2 separate regions of the Homo sapiens genome follow, and region 2 is linked to region 1. A link is a contact called in ENCODE Hi-C data. All regions are on one chromosome and are shown on one strand. Each heading gives the region's core, a stretch centred on a gene start or an enhancer-like site at or near the end of the contact. The rest is flanking DNA. Distances are from core to core; before and after follow the strand shown.

Region 1 (4,238 bases), core at 566-3,065:
GTCTGGATCTCTTGACCTCATGATCTGCCCACCTCAGCCTCCCAAAGTGCTGGGATTACAGGCGTGAGCTACCACGCCCAGACCTACTTTTTTAAATTACAAGGTGATCAAGAGCTAAGTTATAACGACTATAACAAAGGATATGCAACACCATTCAAGATGTTTTGCTTTTATTCTTTTTGACTGACACATAATTGTACATATTTATGGAGTACAGTGTGACATTTTGGTACATGTATATAATGTGTAATGATCAAGTCGGGAAATAATTAGTAGATTCATCACCTTATTTTTTTTGTCTTAGGAATATTCAAAATCCACTCTTCTAGCTATCTGAAAATATACAACAAATTGTGTATTTTTGTTGTTAATTATACTCCTAATAATAGTTATCCTATAGAACACTAGAATTTATTCCTATCTAGTTGTACTTGTGTATCCCTTAACAAACGTTTGTCTATCCTCCTCCATGAATCTTTTTTCCCACTATTATTGGAATAAAGGAGAAAAACAAAACAACAACAACACTGGACTAGGTGGAAGGCATATAGAATGCTAGCCCCAACACTGAGAAGTCAAGCATGTTCTCCATAATTAACTGTCCCAGAAGAGCAGTTTAGAAATGTGTTTAAGTATAGTCCCAAAGGGAAAGCTTACTTTGCAACTAAAAATAAAGGCCTAACTACTCCAGGAGGTCAACAATCCAGCCATATCTCTCAGGGTTTGCAGCTGTTTTCTGGAATGCCTGAAATAGGAACAAACTTAACACCACTGCGTTGATACGAGCCACACACCAAAATGAGACTGCTAGGATCTCTACTTGAAAACTTGAGTAAACGAGCTAGTCATTGAGGGCAGGGCCGTAAGGGAGATTTCATCTCGTGCTCTTTGGTCACTTTCGCACACCGCCAAGCAAATAAGAGCAAAGACACCTTTCTTAAAACACTTACCAACCTGCTCTCCTCAACTGTGCCCTGCAAGCTGTGGCATCTCCTGCCACCCTGCCTCTAGTTTCCCAGACTGCAATTTCCCCAGCCCCGTTTTCCTACACACGTTTCCACACCCTCTCACGATCTTTTACTCTCTTCTCCCTTCCGGTCGTTCCAGCGGGTCCCACCTCCCTCTTCTTCCCACCCTCAAAGAACTGACCACCTCTGATACCCCTCAGCGCGGGACACTCATCACCCCAGCATCCTACGCGCCTTCCCCTCCATAACTAGTCCCAGGACCCAGTCTTTCCCACGCTCTGTTCTCAAGACCCACCTTACCCTCCCTCCCTAGACCTTCGCATCCTTCCATCCAGGAAGCCCCCACACCACGCCCCACGCCCCCTCCTCTGCAAGGCCCTAAGCTCTGCTCTCCACCCCCATTTAGAGTTTTGCCTCCTGCACTTCGTTCAGCCCCATCAACGCCATGGACTGCACCTGCCGCTGATTTTCAAGTTACGTTCTACGGCCTTCTCACCTGGCCGGCTTTCCTAAACGATCCGCGGGGCTCCCTCAGCCATCCGTTCAGCGGCGCACCCAACCCTGGCAGGAGCCGGGTCCGCCTCCCGGACCGCTCCCCCGTTGGCTGGCTCCAGGCCAATAGGACGCTTCTGGAGAGCGATAGGGTCTCGGAACTGTCTGTCAAATCCGGAGGCGTAAACCGGGCCGCGATTCAAGTTTTTAATTGGTCATTACAGCTATCACTTAGCAGTCTAGAGGCAGGTCTGTATGCTCCCGCCGAGCTGTCATAGGCCGGCGCGTAGGAGTCAAGAGCGCGGAAAGAACGTGCCCCAAGCAGTTTGGTTGAGGGCCGAGGAGTGACGTGTCGGTTTGCGGACCCACGGGGAGTCGCAGTGGGAAGGCGCGGCCCACTGACTCCCGTCATGTGACAAGAAGCGGAAACTACGCTGAAATAGGCCCTTGCTCCAAGTCCCAGTAACTCGGAATGCGGAGCCGCTCGTCTCCCGTCTTTTTTAAGGTAGAAATTGTTACCTAATACAAGGTGAAAGGAGAGGAGGGAAGCATTTTCTACCTATTTATTCTCAATTAAAACTCAAACGCGGACTGGTCCAGACAGTTCGTCTTTTGCAGGATGTGCCTGATAGTTGACTCGAGCTTTTACTGTGCCTTGGTAACTGCGATGGACCTGGGAACCTTGACAGAGTTCACAGCCCCTGGTTTTGTGAAAGAGCGTGCCTAGGCCTAAAGGGGTTGTCGGGGCTAAGCTGGAAGCATTTCTACTGCCAGCTGAGACAGCCACCGCCGCGGAGGCACAGCCCTCCCCAGCAGCAAGCGGGCTTCCTCGGGAGACCGGGAGGCAGCCCGGCCATGCTTAGTCAGTTCAGCCCTTTGTTAAAATACCGGCCAGAGAGCCGCTCTCCCTATCCTAACTTGCCTCTCTTCTCTCGCACCCCACGCGCTCCCCGACCCCCAATAAGTTTGCTGAGGGCAGAGAAGGGGACGAAGTTTGAGCAGCAATTCCATCATCTCAGACTCGCACGTGTACACCTTTATCCTCAGGCACTTCCACTCCCTGCGCGCCTCGGTGAGCCAAGGCTACACCAGAGAGAGTGGGAACGTCTCGCAGCTCTTCGAACTTGTTGCCTCTACCACTCACGCAGTTTCCTATTCTCCCATGAACGGAACCCACCACTTATTGAAAGGTCATTATTTAAATCACTGCTTCAGAATCACATGCATTTTTTTCAAAATCCACATGACCAGGCTCGCCCCAGGACGTTATGATTCAATAGATCTGCTTTTTTTTGGTTTTGTTTTTAGTAGTAAGTGTTCGATGTAATTTTACTTTAACAAAAGGAAACTGAAGCTGAGCCTGAAGGAATTACAGAACTTGGAGTAAATGCTTCTTCAAAATACGAGTTTTGGTCGGGCGCGGTGGCTCACCCCTGTAATCCCAGCACTTTGGGAGGCCAAGGCGGGCGGATCACGAGGTCAGGAGGTAGAGACCATCCTGGCCAACATGGTGAAACCCGTCTCTACTAAAAATAGAAAAATTAGCTGGGCGTGGTGGCGCGTGCCTGTAATCCCAGCTACTCGGGAGGCTGACACAGAATCACTTGAACCAGGGAGTCGGAGGTTGCAGTGAGCCGAGATCGTGCCACTGCACTCCAGCCTGGCGACAGAGCTGGACTCCGTCTCAAAAAGAAGTTTTTTCTCTTTAAAAATAAAAAAGCGGGGAGGGGGGCATTAAAATTAGAAAGATTGTGTTCAAGTTTCTTTTGTTTTTTTTTAAGTATTAACCTAAGAATATTAAGGCCGGTCGCGGTGGCTCACGCCTGTAATCCCAGCACTTTGGGAGGCCGAGGCGGGTGAATCACCTGAGGTCAGGAGTTTGAGAACAGCCTCACCAACATGGTGAAACCCCATCTCTACTAAAAATACAAAAATTAGCTGGGCTTGGTGTCAGGATCCTGTAATCCCAGCTACTTGGGAGGCTGAGGCAGGAGAATCGCTTAAACCCAGGAGTTGGAGGTTGCAGTGAGCCAAGATCGCGCCATTGCACTTCAGTCTGGGCAGCAAGAGCGAAACTCCGTCTCAAAAAAAGAAAAAGAATATTAAGATGTTAGAGTTTTTATTAATTTTTTTCAAAGTAGGCCAGGCGCGATGGTGGGCTCCTGTAATCTCAGCTACTCAGGAGGCTGAGGCAGTAGAATTGCTTCAACCCAGGAGGCAGAGGTTGCAGTGAGCTGAGATCACGCCATTGCACTCCAGCCTGGACAACGGAGCAAGACTCTCCCACCAAAAAAAAAAAAAAAAGTATTAAACATGTTTCTTAGAATACATTTAAGCTTCCAAGTGATCAAATTAAGTAAACCTTTTCACAAGTCAAAATGTACTATTAAAAAACAAAGTTTGGGGCCGGGTGCAGTGGCTCACGCCTGTAATCCCAGCATTTTGGGAGGCCGAGGCGGGCGGATCATGAGGTCAGGAGTTCGAGACCAGCCTGACCAACATGGCGAAACCCCCGTCTCTACTAAATATACAAAAATTAGCCGGGCCTGGTGGCAAGTGCCTGTAATCCCAGCTACTCGGGAGGCTGAGGCAGGAGAAATTGCTTGAACCTGGGAGGCGGAGGTTGCAGTGAGCTGAGATCGCGCCATCACACTCCAGCCTGGGCAACAGAGGGAGACTCTGTCTCAAAAAAAAAGAACAAAGTTTGAAAATCTAATCCTATTTTTAGGATGAGTCTTTGATACCAGTCCATGAGGAAAGGCTTATTTGTGAATAAAA
Region 2 (4,238 bases), core at 1,192-3,691, 8.7 Mb before region 1:
CTTGGGGCAAATCTGGGCATCAGTAATGGCTGGCTATGCGAGCCTGGAGAGGGCACTGCTTTCTGTGATCAGTACTCTCATTAAAATGGGAAAGTCAGAAATGAAGAGTTCTGAGGATTAACGATTAGGCTGCCTTGAGAAACTCAGAGCAGAAACCTATGTTGGGTATTACCCTCAGGAACAGAGTTAGGGATAAACAATTCATGGTTCTCTGACTGGGGTCAGGCCATTTATTCACACAATTTTGTACAAGGGTTGCTGTTACTGTAGACCATGGCTCAAAGATCATTTCCAAAAGAATGTTTATTGGGTGTTTACTAGGTAGCAGTGCTGGGGTTACAAAAATAAATATGATCCAGCCAGGCGCAGTGGCTCATGCCTGTAATCCCAGACTTTGGGGAGGCCAAGGCAGGTGGATCACTTGAGGTCAGGAGTTCAAGTCCAGCTTGTCCAACATGGTGAAACCCCGTCTCTACTAAAAATATAAAAATTAGCTGGGCATGGTGGCATGTGCTGTAATCCCAGCTACTTGGGAGGCTGAGGCACAAGAATTGCTTGAACCCGTGGGGCAGAGGTTGCGGTGAGTTGAGATCGCACCACTGTACTCCAGCCTGGGCAACAGAAAGAGACTCCATCTCAAAAAAATAAATAAATAAGATCCATTCACACAAAGGATGACTATTTCAATCCTAGCAAGAGCTCATTAAATGTTAACAAATCTTCTTCTTCTGTAAATGGCTACTTCCTAAAACAAATAGTTCAAGGAACCACAGGCTTAAGAAATAAATCTGAGTTGCATTCTAATGGAAGGAAATAGTTTTATGCAAATCATATGCATAAGTAAACACAAGTTCCCAGAAGGAAATACAGTATAAAAACAAAACAAATACCACCACTCATGAACTTTGCCAGTTACTAGCAGAGTTCAAGATGCCAATACATAGTTACTAGCAGAGCTCAAGATGCCAATACATATACACTAAAAAGGTAAAGCTAAATAGAAAAACACTCCAAATGAAATGGGAAAAGCCTTTGACTGCAGAGCCACTCAAGTGTAAGCAAGATGCAAACAATAACAAAACCCACCTCTAAATAATTCCTTATCTGCTTCGGTATCAACCAGGGTAATCTGGGTTATCAAATTCTAAGCGCTAGGCCAGGGCAGCACCTCTTGAATGAGTTTTAGGACATTCAGAAGAAAACAGTATTCTATGCCTTACTGTACTTTATAGATCTGATATCTAAGGGACTTATTCTGTTGTAAAGAAAACTGCCATTTATTTAAAATAAATTTAAAAATATTTCAGAAGAAAAAAGTGTTTATAAACATTCTTGGCAGAGAAGTCACAAACTGGCCGGGTCTCCACCACTCCTCGCTACATTCAAATTACTGTTCAGAGCCTAAAGACACTCAAGTTTGTCAGCTCTGGTAGAGTTTCCCACTGGCAATAATAATTATTTTTCCTGCATGAGTTTCAACACTAAAAGTGTCTTATAGCCAGAGGTGTTAAGATACCAAATCTTTGTGTGTGAGCAAATCTTGTATGACCTGGAGTTCTTGTGCAGTTGTCACCATCAGCACCCAGCCAGCTTCTTATATTCTCACTGCTTTTATGACCTACTGTTATGATTAAAAACCAACCAACCCAACAACAACCAAGCCCCAAGTTTCTTCACTTCTCTAAGCATCCGAGGGTGACCGGCCGCAGGAGGACCCGGGCCGGAGGGGAACCTGCGGGGGGATGACCGGCCGGAGGGGAACCTGCGGGGGGTGACCGGCCGGAGGAGGACCGGGGCGGGGGTGACCGGCCGGAGGAGGACCGGGGCGGGGGTGACCGGCCGGAGGAGGACCCGGGCAGGGGTGACGGGCCAGATGGGGACCCGGATGGTGGTGACCGACCGGAGGGGGCAGCCAGGCCGGGGGTGACCGGCCGGAGTAGGGAGCCAGGCCGGGGGGGTGACTGGCCGGAAGGGGAGCTGACGCCGGGGTGACTGGATGGAACGGGGAGACTGCAGCCCCTCGCGGACATATGTCCGCCGGGGTTCTGGACACCTGTCCTACTGCCCGCCAGGAGATCCTTACGGTCGATGCAGGAGGTCAAGCTCCGGTGGCCGGTCTGGACGAGGACCCGGAGACCGCCGGGCAGGCAGCCGAGGCGCGCCCCGAAACGCCGGCAGCCGCTCCACAGCATAGCCGCCGCAGCTCCGCGTTCAGCTAAGAGTCTGAACGCCTTCGACCTCCGTTGCGCTCGCACTGGCGGGACCTGCGACCCGGCAACGCCTGTCCCACTGCACCCTGGGGGTTGTAGTCCTCCCACGAGCCCTAACAACCCAGGTGCCAGGCGGGCTCCCAAGGGGACAGGACTACAATTCCCAGAAGTCCTCGGGGCCTCGGCGCCGCAGAGATGCACCGCCCACCAAGCGCCGCGGGGGTCGCGCTGCACAGCCTGCGGCGCAGCGGAGGCGGACCGCAGTCGAGTCTGCAGAGTGTTGGGTCTGTAGCCAGCAAATTACTTCATCATCTAGATTATCCATTCAGTTGATCCTAATTAGCAAGGATAACAAGGTAACACAAGGCTTACTTATATTCACCCAACAAAAGTGTCTCTGTGGAGCCACTTCCCAGTGAACTACATACTGAGATAGGGGTTCCTGGATGAGAAGGACCAAGGACAGAACCGAGAAGAGTTTAGGGGCAGGTTATGCGAGATGGAAATGGCGCAGATAACGGAGGGAAGGATTTGAGGGCTCAAACGTAGGCGTCTGTGTTTCGCAAAAGTTGGAGACGTTCTAGGCTGCCTCTCGTTGCCTCCATCTCGCTCTGCGCGGGTTTTGGAGGACATTAGCATTCTTTCTTGTATCTCCGTTGATTCCAGAATCGTCCGCACTAAAGTCCCCTGCAGCGTGACCATGTCGAGACCCCGGAAGAGGCTGGCTGGGACTTCTGGTTCAGGTGAGCTGCCCCTAGGCTGCACAAAGGCAGCCCAAGAAAAAACTTTTCTCGAAGAGCCTGTTTAGTACTCATTTTTCACTCCCTGCTTTTTGAGAACCCTTTGTGATATTTTTACTCCATTATCCTTAATCACTCTCCATCTTCTTTACTTGTCTCACCAAGCTCCTACCTACAGTTCCTTTTTCTTGTTTATTCAGGCAATGGTTGTTGTGCACAAAGACTCTTTGAGATACCAGGTGGCGTGCTAAAGAATATAAAGCGCCTGCTTGCGGGTGAACTGCAAACAGATGTGATGGGGTTCAGGAAAATGGATTGTTAAGTTTATGGAGGGAGGAATCACGGGGAAGGCCTCGAGAAGGATGTGGAATTTGAGCCCAGCCTTGAAGAATGGGAGACTTTCCACGGGCAAAGTTTAGTACTAAGAAAACGTGATGTCGTTTTTATAATCACAAAGATGGATGGCATTCTAAGTGGATGGAGGAGGAGGAACATTGGAAGGTACAGAAAGTACCTCTTTTGGGAATGACAGGGGTTCCAGATATACTACAGCACATTGCAGTTATTTATCAATATGTGGTGTTTGCAGTGGGCCTGTTAACTCCTAAGGGGCCATTAGGAAACTAGGTTAGGAAGGTATGCTGGGTTCAGAGCATTAGACAGCCATAAATGGTATTTAATGACAATTGATGTAGGGACTTTGACTAAATTCAGAGGCAGTATAGTCATTAAGTAGCTTCAGATAGACCTCAGTGACAGGTGCTGACCTCATATCTTGATTCCACCATTACTGGATGTGTGATCTGGAGCATGCTTCCCAGATGAAGAGTAGAACATCTCACAGGTTATGTAGATTAACCGAGTTAGGGTTAGGGTAACACATAGACCTTGGGCCCTGTCATATAGTAATTTAACAACTTAGCTACTGAATGCCTACTGTGTTCCAGGCACATTCTGATTGTCTTGGGATGAAATCGAATCATCACCATTTTTCTACAATGTCCTGAATGAACTGTTTCTTTCAACTTTTATTGGCACCTTCAAGGAGCAGAAAGGAGATGGGCCAGGAGCCACAGTGAGCAAGAAGGAAAGACGTATGAGATGAGAATAATAATGCTTTTATTATGCACTTATTGTAATGCCAGGCATTGTCTAGGCCCTTTGTATTACCTCATTTAAGCTTCAAAATAGTTGCAAGTAGGTGCTCAGTTTCCTCTTTCCTATGCAAAGGCATAGAAGAGAGAGTGAGGAAAGGAAAACATGTATTGACTACTGTCCGGACCTTTAA

Evidence for each region. A loop is a pair of places that touch in the nucleus more often than their neighbours do. Pooled maps may share reads with other maps.
Region 2: a pooled map shows a loop between it and region 1 (4-fold over the local background). The contact joins the promoter of THYN1 here to the promoter of STT3A-AS1 in region 1. A Hi-C loop is called at or near these places in 3 of 50 pooled maps.

The regions. Positions count from the first base shown.
Region 1 is chr11:125,590,145-125,594,382 of GRCh38, reverse strand. It overlaps STT3A-AS1 (STT3A antisense RNA 1), which reads left to right and starts at 1,815. Exons shown (of 4, transcript NR_132372.1): 1 at 1,815-1,965. It overlaps STT3A (STT3 oligosaccharyltransferase complex catalytic subunit A), which reads right to left and starts at 1,531. Exons shown (of 18, transcript NM_152713.5): 1 at 1,465-1,531. RefSeq lists enhancers at 1,665-2,259, 2,377-2,546.
Region 2 is chr11:134,251,555-134,255,792 of GRCh38, reverse strand. THYN1 (thymocyte nuclear protein 1) reads left to right here and starts at 2,441. Exons shown (of 7, transcript NM_014174.3): 1 at 2,441-2,953. The coding sequence starts at 2,911. ACAD8 (acyl-CoA dehydrogenase family member 8) reads right to left here and starts at 2,225. Exons shown (of 11, transcript NM_014384.3): 1 at 2,084-2,225. The coding sequence starts at 2,192. RefSeq lists an enhancer at 2,311-2,680.